3 separate regions of the Homo sapiens genome follow, and regions 1 and 2 are each linked to region 3. Evidence: chromatin contacts called from ENCODE Hi-C or POLR2A ChIA-PET data. All regions are on one chromosome and are shown on one strand. Each heading gives the region's core, a stretch centred on a gene start or an enhancer-like site at or near the end of the contact. The rest is flanking DNA. Distances are from core to core; before and after follow the strand shown.

The links. Hi-C counts contacts between places; a loop is a spot of excess contacts on that map. ChIA-PET counts read pairs that join two places held with the same protein, here RNA polymerase II (POLR2A). Pooled maps may share reads with other maps.
Region 1: a loop to region 3 is called in a pooled map, with 5 times the contacts of the local background. The contact joins the enhancer-like site here to the promoter of NSMCE4A in region 3. A Hi-C loop is called at or near these places in 8 of 50 pooled maps.
Region 2: a map of naive thymus-derived CD4-positive, alpha-beta T cell shows a loop between it and region 3 (6-fold over the local background). The contact joins the promoter of PSTK here to the promoter of NSMCE4A in region 3. A Hi-C loop is called at or near these places in 1 of 168 maps with a recorded cell type or tissue (naive thymus-derived CD4-positive, alpha-beta T cell) and 2 of 50 pooled maps. POLR2A ChIA-PET finds 5 or more read pairs at or near these places in 2 of 52 experiments (OCI-LY7 and activated naive CD4-positive, alpha-beta T cell).

What each region holds. Positions count from the first base shown.
Region 1 is chr10:120,944,485-120,948,673 of GRCh38, reverse strand. All of the region lies in intron 2 of LOC105378519 (a long non-coding RNA gene), which reads left to right. Among named protein-coding and RNA genes, the nearest start is that of WDR11, 95 kb to the right of the region's middle. Within about 2 kb of position 2,494, at least 8 of the 41 ENCODE cell types and tissues checked have a DNase peak (open chromatin) inside an H3K27ac peak, as active enhancers do.
Region 2 is chr10:122,978,796-122,982,631 of GRCh38, reverse strand. PSTK (phosphoseryl-tRNA kinase) reads right to left here and starts at 2,231. Exons shown (of 6, transcript NM_001363531.2): 1 at 1,937-2,231. The coding sequence starts at 2,152. RefSeq lists an enhancer at 1,900-2,219.
Region 3 is chr10:121,972,749-121,976,609 of GRCh38, reverse strand. It overlaps NSMCE4A (NSE4A component of SMC5/6 complex), which reads left to right and starts at 1,393. Exons shown (of 11, transcript NM_017615.3): 1 at 1,393-1,736; 2 at 2,529-2,606. The coding sequence starts at 1,445. It overlaps LOC124902517 (a long non-coding RNA gene), which reads right to left and starts at 1,743. Exons shown (of 2, transcript XR_007062322.1): 1 at 455-1,743; 2 at 1-322. RefSeq lists an enhancer at 959-1,754 and a silencer at 1,192-1,991.

The DNA.
Region 1 (4,189 bases), core at 1,245-3,744, 1.0 Mb after region 3:
GGTTAGAATGGCGATCATTAAAAAGTCAGGAAACAACAGGTGCTGGAGAGGATGTGGAAAAATAGGAACACTTTTACACTGTTGGTGGGACTGTAAACTAGTTCAACCATTGTGGAAGTCAGTGTGGCGATTCCTCAGGGATCTAGAACTAGAAATACCATTTGACCCAGCCATCCCATTACTGGGTATATACCCAAAGGATTATAAATCATGCAGCTATAAAGACACATGCACACGTATATTTATAGCGGCACTATTCACAATAGCAAAGACTTGGAACCAACCTAAATGTCCAACAACGATAGGCTGGATTAAGAAAATGTGGCACATATACACCATGGAATACTATGCAGTCATAAAAAATGATGAGTTCATGTCCTTTGTAGGGACATGGATGAAACTGGAAACCATCATTCTCAGCAAAATATCACAAGGACGAAAAAACCAAACACCGCATGTTCTCACTCATAGGTGGGAATTGAACAATGAGAACACACGGACACAGGAAGGGGAACATTACACACTGGGGACTGTTGTGGGGTGGGGGGAGGGGGGAGGGATAGCATTAGGAGATATACCTAATGCTAAATGATGAGTTAATGGGTGCAGCACACCAACATGGCACATGTATACATATGTAACAAACCTGCACGTTGTGCACATGTACCCTAAAACTTCAAGTATAATATAAAAAAAAAAAAAGGATCATCCCCTTATCTCCAGCTCTGGTCTCCGGAGGCCCGTGTGGCTGGAGCAAAAAAGGCAATGGGCCGGTGGAGTCTTGTTTAGTGGGGACGCCGTGGTCAGCTCTGAGCTGTTCCTACTGTTCTTAGTGGAGGTAGCAAGACCCCCGTCTCTCCTGGTGGGTAGTGTGGATGTCGCACAGACAGAAGCTCAGGTGGCAAAGGGTCGTGGAAACTTCTGCACCTTCCAGAATACGTGGGTCCATGGACGTGGACCCACGGCCACGTTAAGGCTCATGTTCATTTGTTCAGTTCACTTATTTAATTCATTTGTTCAGTGGTTCCTTCATTAATTCAGTCAATAATATTGTCTTGAGCACTTACTGTGTGCCAGAACCCAAGGTCGGGGCTAAGGATAGAAAAGAGAACTCGGGAGGCTGAAGCAGGAGAATCGCTTGAACCCGGGAGGCGGAGGTTGCAGTGAGCCGAGATCACCACTGCACTCCAGCCTGGGTGACAGAGTGAGAGTCTCCGTCTCAAAAATAGAAAAAAAAAAGAAAGAAAGAAAGAAAGAAAAAGTAACAGAAAAGATGGCTTACAGTCTTTCTTGCCAGTCTCATGAGGCCAGAATATTTGAAAAAAGCATAAATTAAGATACACAGGATTATGAAACAAACCGATTATACTGTCATGCAGTTATCAAAATATTTTTAAGTGGTGCTATACTCGTATATGTTCTTCGTTGATAGAGGATGTAACAGGATCTACAGACCAATCTATTAACTACAGTCATTTCAAAATAGTGATTAGCCCAGCTGATATTTTGAGATAACTGCATCAACTACGACGTGATAGAAAAACAGCTGTGATTTCTGTTGGAGACAAAGTCACAGACACTGCTAATACACTGTGGCTTGTTGCCGATTTTCATAATTGAGTAAATTGTTAAATCTCAGACAGTGAAAATAATGATATAAATATTTTCCTGTCCAAGTTCATAGACCCCCCTCCTCCAGATTTTATTCACAGACTCCTCGATTAAAAAGCCAGATCGGTGAGCAGAAATAAACAGGGTGAGTGTGGACAGTGATGAGCACTTGGAGGAAATCAACAGGGAGAGAGACTAACGATAAAATCAGAAGGGAGGCCCTGTGTGGGATGCAATGGTCGGGAAACGCCTGGATGAGACCACAGTTCACTCTAAAAGCCCCATACAGAGGTCGGAAACAGCTACCAGGGACTCTGATTTAGCCTGTAAATCTGCACAGTCTTCTTGAACATTTAGATCTGGTGTTCAGGACTGGACTCGGCTTTTGACCACAAGGCCTCCCAATCCGGGAAGTCCAGGTCAGCCTCGTGGACATCCAGAGATTTCATCCCAGGGCACTGAAAGTGAAATCTCTGCCTGGGCCCTGAAGCCACTTGATTTTGCAACTTTACCACCTAAACTTTCCTGGGTCACTCTTGGGGCAACCCATCCAGGGCAAGGGTAGTTTGCATGGCAAATGGAACTTTCCAAAGTTTAACTTGAAAAAGATGGTCGGCATCGGTGTCCTATTTAGAAACCAGGCTCCTTCCAGCCTGGGGATCCCCTGAACCTTCCAGATCTTTATCCAACTTTCATTCAAGCTGTGATTCCCCGGTGCCCCTTCTAAGCCAGCAGCTGTGTGACATCTCTGTTCTCATCCACCCATTTCCAGGCAGCAGCGTGTTGGGGGTGGTTAGGGAGTGTAGTGCTGGGTCACAGGCAGCCTTTGTAACTGCATATGAACCAGTGTGGCAAGCTTGCAGGATGATGTCAGAGCTGGCACCGGCAAAGAACAACTTTGTTGACAAGAAGATTAATTAGACAAATGTAGTGCCCATCAGTTATTGCCACCGCCTCCTCGGGGGTCAGCTCTAGTCAGGCCTTTGCTAGAGATTTTTTTTTTCATCTTTTTAGAGAAAGCTTAATCTCCTAACAAGGCAGCCAAGAAACAGTTCATGGCGTGCCAGAAGAGCAAGTGCATACAAGCATGTTCTGAAGTGAGGGTGCCTGCACACCGCCAGGCTGCAGGGCTGGGGCTGGCCCAGGCTTGGAGCCAACTGGGCCTCTTCCTTCTACCTGTACAGACCCAGCCCCAGGAAGCGTGTTGAGCCCCGAATCCTTCCTCACAAGAGAAGACACCCATTTGTGAGCTCTCTTGGCCTCTCTTCCTCTCTTTCCTGGGAGAGCTGCCCCTTTCATGGAGGGGCGGGCAGACAGCCATGCAGGGTCTTCAGAGCTCGGAGGCTTCCGCCACCTACACCTTCCCTCTTTATCCAAAAGGCACCTGCCCCATTGTCCCATTGTGGGAAGAGGCAATGAATGAATTGCTGAGTGGTAGCGGCCTTATTCATCATTCATCAAATACTCAGTAGGTTTATGGGCATATTATATCCCAGCAACACTGCAGTAAAGGAATGATTCCCATGTATCAGGCCCTGGCCCTGGGGAAGGGGTTATATTCTAGAGGGGGAGGCATGGCAATGAGTAAAATAAATACTCCAAGAAGCTCATCTGCACCAGTGGTAAAGGCCAAGAAGGAGCTAGGAGAGGGGATGTGGTGTTGAGGGCCGGGAGATGGCAGCCATTTTGGAAAAGGTGCCCCTGAGGAGGTGAAATTGAATTGAAACTTGAGGAGGGAGAGAATCTGTGGGGAAGAGCTGACTTCCTGTTGGCTGCAGGGGACAGGAAACTGAGAGTGCCAAGGGAGGGGATGTTCTGTGGATATCTGTTGACTGCATGAATAAAACAAAATGTTTCCAAGCTGTGCTTCTCACACTTTAGTGTTGTGTTAGAATCCTTGGGAAGGAGGGTCTTGTTAAAACATAGATGTCCAGCTCCACTGATTCAGAAGGGCTGGTGCAGGGCCCAGAGAGCTGCATTTTAACAGCCCCCGCCTCCAGGCAGCCCTCCCAGTCCCTCCTGGAGCCCCATCTCCAGGCAGGCGCTCAGCCCTGGATTGCAGCCCTGTCTGTCTGTCAGGCCTACCTGAGGTTTCAGAAAGGCCTCACAGTCAGGCTCCCAGGGGCCCAAAGCCAGTGTGGCTTCAGTGGGACCAACCTGACAGCTCCTTATAACTCTAAGGCCTCCACCTCCCACTGGCCAGCAAGGAGCCCTGGTGGGCAGGGGTGGGGCCTGCTCTGTCTCATCAGGCTATGCCCTATCTAGGGCAAGGGGTCCCTGGGGCTGGGGATGGGCTTCCCCTGGATCCTGTACCCTGCCTTTTAGAGTCACGGATACCTGGAACCCTGAGCCAACCTCCAGGTTTGTGTGGGCCTCTCTCCCTGGGTCCATCATTCTTCTGTGGGTGATGGCTCAGCTGGAACTGGGTGGGGGCGTGGATATGTGGGGCTAGTGGGTATACACACCTGTACACACACACACACGTGTGTGCACTAAAAAGCCAAGTGGGGTGAGGCGTGAAGGGGGTAGGCTGCAGCCTGGCTCTCTGTGCTGCCTTTTTTCGAAAGTCAACTCCTCA
Region 2 (3,836 bases), core at 982-3,481, 1.0 Mb before region 3:
TACGGAACCATCTGTAGTTCTCTAACACACCTGGTTTCACATGACTCCATATATACCATTCCTTCTGCCTGGAAAACTAATGTTACTAGTGCTGTGTAAAGCTTTCTCAGACTCAACCATGCAGAAGGCAGCTCAGCCTCTCCCTTGCCCATCATGAAACCCCATTCTATACATATATCTCCACTCTAGCAGTGCTTACACAGTTTAAGCATTTGTTTACACTTCTCTCTCTGCTAGATCACTGTCCATTGCATACTCAGCCTCCAGCAGAGGGTCGGTGCTCCAGAAATGTATATTAAATGGATGACTGACTGAATAAGTGAATAAATGAAAGAACTTATTTATCATCCAAGAGAAAGGTGGAGTCAAAATAGTCTGGCTAAGATATAATAATGCAGGTTTTCCCCTGAAATGGGAAAGGTAGTAGACAGCAAAAAGATCAGGTGAAAAGTCTCTGGGTCAAGAAGAAAAGACCTCAGGCTAACAAATGAGTTGATATGGGATGGGGAAAGATGGAGGAAACAAACTGAGGGGAATAAACAGCTTGAGAATACAAGTAATCTTGTGCTGGTCAAGGGCTGTGGAGAATCCTGACATAGTTAAGAAATCTAAGCTGGAGGGAAAACACGAGGACAGGGGAGTGAGAACTCTCACTTGCCTGCCCATGCCTTACCACCACTGAGATTACACTACATACAACAAACACATCAGCTAAACCCACTAAATTGGAAACACATATCACTTCCTAAGTGAGCAGATGAGTCCCACAGTCTTTGTCCATAGGAAAAGCGTGGAAAAAACAACATAATACAAGTGAAGGGAAAGCCAGCAAATACAACAATCCCTATCGACAACTTTCAGCTTTCTCCGAAGTGTTGAAAATACTATCATCCAGGTCAATCCTGCGCTATCCTGACACTGCACTTACTTCACAATTAACCAAGAATGAGAAAGTAGATACACCTTGCTGGAGAGCCCATGCACCAAATGTACTGTATTTTTGTATATATACTTAGAAAGTAGAGTCACATAACATTTGCATTTGATTTCTGTAAATTCATCTACATTAGGCATTAAACAACAAAAATAATAATGTTAACATTTCAGAATATTTCAAAGAGTATTTACTCAAGAGTGAGCATGAGAAACACGAATGTAATCTACTCTTCCCCCAGTGGTCTCAGTTTCCACATGCTTCTCCAAGAGGATGTATCTCACTGTGCTGAGTGTGAGATGAGGAGGGCTTAAAGAGATGTATTTGGAACATACAAGTTTTTCCGTAAATACAAACCCATTACTTCCTCTGGTGGTCAACTAAGAAACAGCCATCCTTCCCAAAGCTGGCAGAGGCAGATTTACTTTGAGATGAACAAAGATTAAGCTTCATAGGTCTGATAATGCATTTGTACAGCCTCTTTCTATCGTTCTGAGGGACCCCAGAAATTTTGTTACTTATAGTTTTTATTCCTTTTCTTAAAGAGGATTCCTCAAATTACAAAACCTGAATCCACCCGTAGCTAGACGTTCAAGTTTTAGAACTTCTTTCCCTCTCCTAAGGAGAAACTTCCTAAGGGATTTTCGACAGTGCATTTGACTATAGGGGCTTTCCACCTTGCACGCTGACTTGAGAACCTGACCCTGTCTGAAGACTCAACTGTATAGAATATACAACATATACATGCATCAAATATACAGATAAGCATCTAAAATGCATCGTTCTAACAGTTGGCTTTGTAACCACTTTCTACAGCCAACGCATTCACCCTCTGCAGTAACTATGTTAACCCAGCTCCACTTTTCTCGAACTTCACCTCCCACACCAAGCAATGGGCGCTCATGGCAAATCACCCAGGACCGCGTGGACGCGAGTGTCCCCGCCCCGCCCCGCCCCGCCCCGCCCCGCCCCGCGGCCCAGGCCCCGCCCCTCCGTGCTGACCGCCGGTCGCGCTCTTGCCCCGGCGAGAAACGCGTCGGGCATGACGTCATCATACGCGACAACACCGATGGCCCAACCCTGCTCCTGCTGCAGCCGGTGGGCGAGGGCGCGCGCGAAAGTCGATTTTCCTGCCGCGGGGAGGCCACAGAGGACGCAGAGGCCTCGTTTCCGCGGCCCGTCGCTGCCGGTTCCTCTGATGTTCTCGGCGGTCTTCATGCTGCCCGGGGAGACCGGAGGAGTCTGGGAGCGTCGTCTCCGCTCTACCGTCTGCCCTGCGCGCACGCGCAGCGTCTCCGCCGCCTACCGGCGCAGTGGAGGAACTGGCCTAGCTGGGTTTCCGTGCGGCCCCAGAGGCACCTGCTCCACCGGTGCCCTGCTTGCTCCCAGGGACCAGAGGCTGGAGAGACCGCGGCGCTGCGTTCCTAGCTCCTGGACATTCCCAAGGGGTCCCAGAGTTAGGATTGATCTTCAAATAGAATCACCCTCCCTGCCGAAAGTTGCCAGCCAGTAGGATTGGCGCCTCAGTTTTGTTAGGATGAGGTCTTTCTGCTTAGGAAAATCCCAAAAGAGACGTTGAGCCTTTCCCTCCAGCAATCTTTCGAAAATAAGTTACTGGAAATCAAAGAATAGAAGGCGAGGCTGACAGTCCGACCACCGCGCTCCTTTGCGGTTCCCAGATGTGAAGAGTGCAAGGGCAAAGTAAACATTCGTTATTGTGCCCTCACAGCACCAGTGGGCAGCAAGCGTGAAGAAATATTGTCAGGAAAGGCACATCCACAGACCTCAATTCCAGTGCATGCAGACAGAGAACAATAGGTGTTTGTGTTAAAAAGTAATACTAAGCTATGGAGAGGTACAAAACAAGTTTTTGTTTTTTGTTTGTTTTTAAGACGGAGTCTCGCTCTGTCGCCCAGGCTGGAGTGCAGTGGCGCAATCTCGGCTCACTGCAACCTCTGCAACCTCCGCCTCCTGGGTTCACGCCATTCTCCTGCCTCAGCCTCCGAGTAGCTGGGAATACAGGCGCTTGCCACCAGGCCCAGCTAACTTTTTGTATTTTTAGTGGAGACGGGGTTTCACCATGTTAGCCAGGATGGTCTCGATTTCCTGACCTTGTGATCCGCCCGCCTCGGCCTCCCAAAGATTACAGGCGCAAGCCACCGCGGCTGGCCAAGTTTTTTTTGTCTGGGGGTGTGTTGTAGAAAAATTGAATTCAGATTACAGTTTTTTGTTTTTTGAGACAGCGTCTCACTCTCTCGCCCGGACTGGAGTGCAGTGGTCCGATCTCGGCTCACCGCAACCTCCGCCTCTCAGGCTCGAGGGATTCTCCTGCCTCAGCCTCCCGAGTAGCTGGGATTACAGGCGAACACCACTACTGCCCAATTAATTTTTGTATTTTCAGTAAGAACGGGGTTTCCTCATGTTGGACAGGCTGGTCTTGAACTGACCGCAAATGATCCACCCGCCTCGGCTTCCCAAAGTGCTGGTATTACAGGCGTGAGCCACCGCGTCGGGCCTAGATTCCAGATTCTTTTATCCTTATATTTTAGGGGATAATTCCTTCTTACCTGTAAAGGGTATGTTCAAAATGTGAAGACGTAAGGACAAAATCAGTGTATACTGTGTCAAAATATGACGAGTAACCTGCTAAAGCTGATATAATTTGTATGAAGCACTTACAAATAATCTCATTTTCCTTTGGACTGAAAGTGAAGAGCAATGAGTTAAACTCTTTATTTCATGACATTTTATCATTATTGGTCCAGTATAAGGTCCCTCTCCTTAATTTGCCCCTCCCCCACTTTTTTAAGAGACAGGGTTTTGCTTTGTCACCCAAGCTGGAGTGGAACCATAGCTCATTGTAACCTCGAATTTCTAGGCTCAAGCAATCCTCCTATCTCAG
Region 3 (3,861 bases), core at 144-2,643:
TGGTCTTTTGAGAAAATGTGTTCTTAGCACCAAAGACAACTTTTGGGAAACAATACTCGAATACAATCCAAAATGCACGGAGTGAAATTCATACATTTATCTTTCAAAGTATACTTAACATAATTCCATCTTTCTTGGGCCCTTCAGGAGGTATTCTTAGAATCTTCTAGTTTGAGAATCAGAATCAGGCTGTGCCTGGTGGCCCATGCTTGTAATCCCAGTACTTAGGGAGGCCGAGGTGGGCGGATCACTTGAGGTCAGGAGATGGGGTTGCAGTGAGCCAAGATAGTGCCACTGTACTCCAGCCTCGGCAGAGCAAGGTCTTAAAAAAAAAAAAAAAATCAAATGTGAACATAGACTGTCATTAAAATCAACCCAACAATCCCATAGACTGTTTACTATTTTTTTAATAAACTTAGAAATTATCATTTCTAGTCTTAAGGTTGAAACTTACCTTTGTTTTATCTGAGTTCCTTCCTCAGGAAAGGACCTCCAGAGCCTCTCAAAAAGTATCAAAAAACTGAAACTCGCCATATCACCGCATTCCAGACAATGAGATGCCAAGCCCCTCATGCATCCCCATAGCTTCCTTCCCCCTCCCGAGTTCCTCTTTTCCCATACATTGTTACATTGCTTCCCTGCAACTGTATAAACCCTTAATTTTAGTTGGTCAGGGCAATGGATTTGAGACTGAGCTTCCAACTCCCTGAGTGCAGCACCCTACTAAAGCCTTCTTCCTTGGTAATAATGGTTTTCTCAGTGATTTCTGTGAGGGGGCAGCGGGTCCTAGAACAAAACCCTGGTGCTCTGGTGACATTCTGTTGTAGATATTTAGAAGGATGTTTACCTGTTAATTTGTTCTGCTATCCTCACAAAAAATGGTATTGCCAGCTGCACATAAATATTTGATTCATCCACCCACCCCTGTTCCCCACCCCCCCGACCCCAGCCATGATGGCACAGGGAAACTGAGGTCGCAGGTGAGCAGCAGACCGCGTCTGGACTCCACATCCCGCGCTCATCCTGCTCCACAGCAGGAAGCTCGTTCAACACACATGGACTGCGTGCCCATGTGGGTGCCAGGCTGCGGCTGTGTCCTGGGCAGGCAAAGGGACCTAGGGAAGATGCAGGTCCAGGAGGGTGGGAAAGTAGGGGCAGAAAACCAAGATTCTCACAGCCCTGCAGTGTGGAGTAAGAGCTCATTACACCTCTTGTCAAGGGAACAAAGGATCCCCGCCAGGCCCCTCTTGTGCACCCAGCGGTCCCCCCAGGCGCCTTGGAGACCCGGCCGGGCCCGTCGCCGGCCTCCAGCCACAGGCGTCGCTGTGCGCTCGCGCGGGCCCGGGAGCCGCGTTCCGCCGGGAGCAGGCGCTGGCGCAGAGCAGGGGTTTCAGTTTCTGGCGCGAACTTCCGCCGTTCCGAAGTTGCACGGTGAATTGGCGCTATGTCTGGGGACAGCAGCGGCCGCGGGCCAGAGGGCCGGGGCCGGGGCCGCGACCCGCATCGGGATCGCACCCGCTCCCGCTCCCGCTCGCGGTCCCCTTTGTCGCCCAGGTCCCGCCGCGGCTCTGCGCGGGAGCGCAGAGAGGCCCCAGAGCGCCCGAGCCTGGAGGACACAGAGCCGTCGGATTCCGGGGACGAGATGATGGACCCGGCCAGCTTGGAGGCGGAGGCCGACCAAGGCCTGTGCCGCCAGATCCGCCATCAGTACCGGGCGCTCATCAACTCCGTCCAACGTAAGGCGGCGCCTCCGGGCGGCGCGGGCCCGGACGGGCCGCTGTCCCCGCCCTGCGCCGGGCGCGGGGGGAGGGCACCGGAGGCAGGTGCCGGGCGGAGGCCCGGCGCGGCGTTAGTAGAGACGCGCCGGGTGCCAGCCCCTCGCCGCACCTTAAATTGTTGACAAAGTGCTCCCACTTTGTGGCTGGAGCCGTACGACCTTGGCGCGGGTCCCCGAGTGGCGGGCTGGAAAAGCTGGAGGCCAGAGCCGTTCGCGGACTCGCCCGAGCCCAGCCAGCCAGTGGGGAGAGGCAGGACGCGGACTCCGCGTGCTTTGATTGCGCCCGGCAGTCCTCGGCGTGGGCTCCCGGCCTCGCAGCGGCAGCTGCAGCTGCAGCGGCACGCGAGAGCTGTCAAATGCACGTTCTCGGACCCCACCCGGACCCGCGGAATTCGAATCTCTGGGTGGGTCCGCGCAACTGTGGAGTGGCCCTCCAGGTGATGGTGTGTATTGCTTGCAAAGTTTGAGAACCACTCAGTTATGGAGCACTCAGAGGCTGCAGCCGGAGTCCAGCCCTTTGGGTTAAGGTTAGAGGGAGCTAGGGTTTCCTTTTAAAATTCATGCTGCATAAAGGGTAGGGTGGCCTTTCTCCTTTTCCGGGTCATTTTGGTTAAAAAGATAAAGATGTTCGAAGTAATTACTCAGAGCGCAGGGGCCGGGGCTTGGCTTTACTGTTGCAGGTGATAACCTTGTCAACTGCTTATTAGTGAATGCTGAACAAATTTCCCAAAGTTTGTATTTTTAAAAATAGAAAACCGTGAGGACATACTGAATGCCGGTGACAAATTAACAGAGGTCCTTGAAGAGGCTAACACTCTGTTTAATGAAGGTAATTTGTTATTTTATATGTTATTTCGTGTTTTATGATACTTTTAATTAGTGTTACATAAGCGCCAAATTATTGACATAAAACAATTCCCACATTTGTAATAGTGCTTTCCCAGTTCGGGAACCGTTTCATTATAGCAATAATGCCATTTTTATTATGCACTTACCATATAATAAGGGCTTTACATGAAAATTTGGGGGTAGGTTCCGCAGTCTGTGTTAAGCCCCCAGTTGATTCTGTTGCCTCTTCAAGTTTGAGAACGTTACATGTGTTATCTTGTTTCTTTTTCTTGTGTTTACTGCCGTATCCCTAGTATACATTGGTTGAGTGGATGAATTACAGAACTGAGCTAGCCTCTGAAATCCTGTTTCTTTTCCTGTCCCATTCTGTTTTGCCTTCCTCAGCTCCCTGCTATTGGTCCACGTGTAACACAATGGAGGTGGCAAAGCCTGCAAGTGTACCTGCTGGTCTCCAGTCTGGGGTGTGTTGTGTGTGAGTGAGTGAGTGAGAGAGATCCCAGAGCACTGAACTCTAGGCCATGGGTGCTTTAAAAAATAACCTTAGTTTGAATTGAAAGCAGAGGCAGTGGTATTGGTAGCAGCTGTCTGTCTGCTTGGTGACAGAGGGGTACTCCCTGATGTGGGTACTTGGTCATAGAGCCACAGGACTACTACCCAGACCACTGTCCCCTCCAGCCCTCTCTGACGGGTCTGTGGGAACATAGGGGAGAATGCAGCCAAATATATCCTTTTTTTTTTTTTTTTTGAGGTTTGAGATGGAGTCTCTGTTGCCCAGGCTGGAGTGCAGTAGCACAATCTCGGCTCACTGCAACCTCCACCTCCCAGGTTCAAGCAATTCTCCTACCTCAGCGTCCCGAGTAGCTGGGATTACAGGTGTGCTCCATCACACCCAGCTAATTTTTGTATTTTTAGTAGAGACGGGTTTCGCCATGTTGGCCAGGCTGGTCTCGAACTCCTGACCTCAGGTAATCCACCTGCCTCCGCCTCCCACAGTGCTGGGATTACAGGCATGAGCCACCGCCCCCGGCTGGTTCCTCATATTCTTAAAGGACTAGAACGTATATTTTTAGTCATTGCTGAGGATGACTAGTTCTTTAAATGTCTCCTTTTATCACTTTATATATGCTCTCCAATTTCTTTGACCACAGCCTCCTTACCATTCCCCATCTTAGTCTACCGCATTTGCTAACTCTCATCAAAACCTTCAGGAACCGGGTGTTTCTCCTTCACCTGGT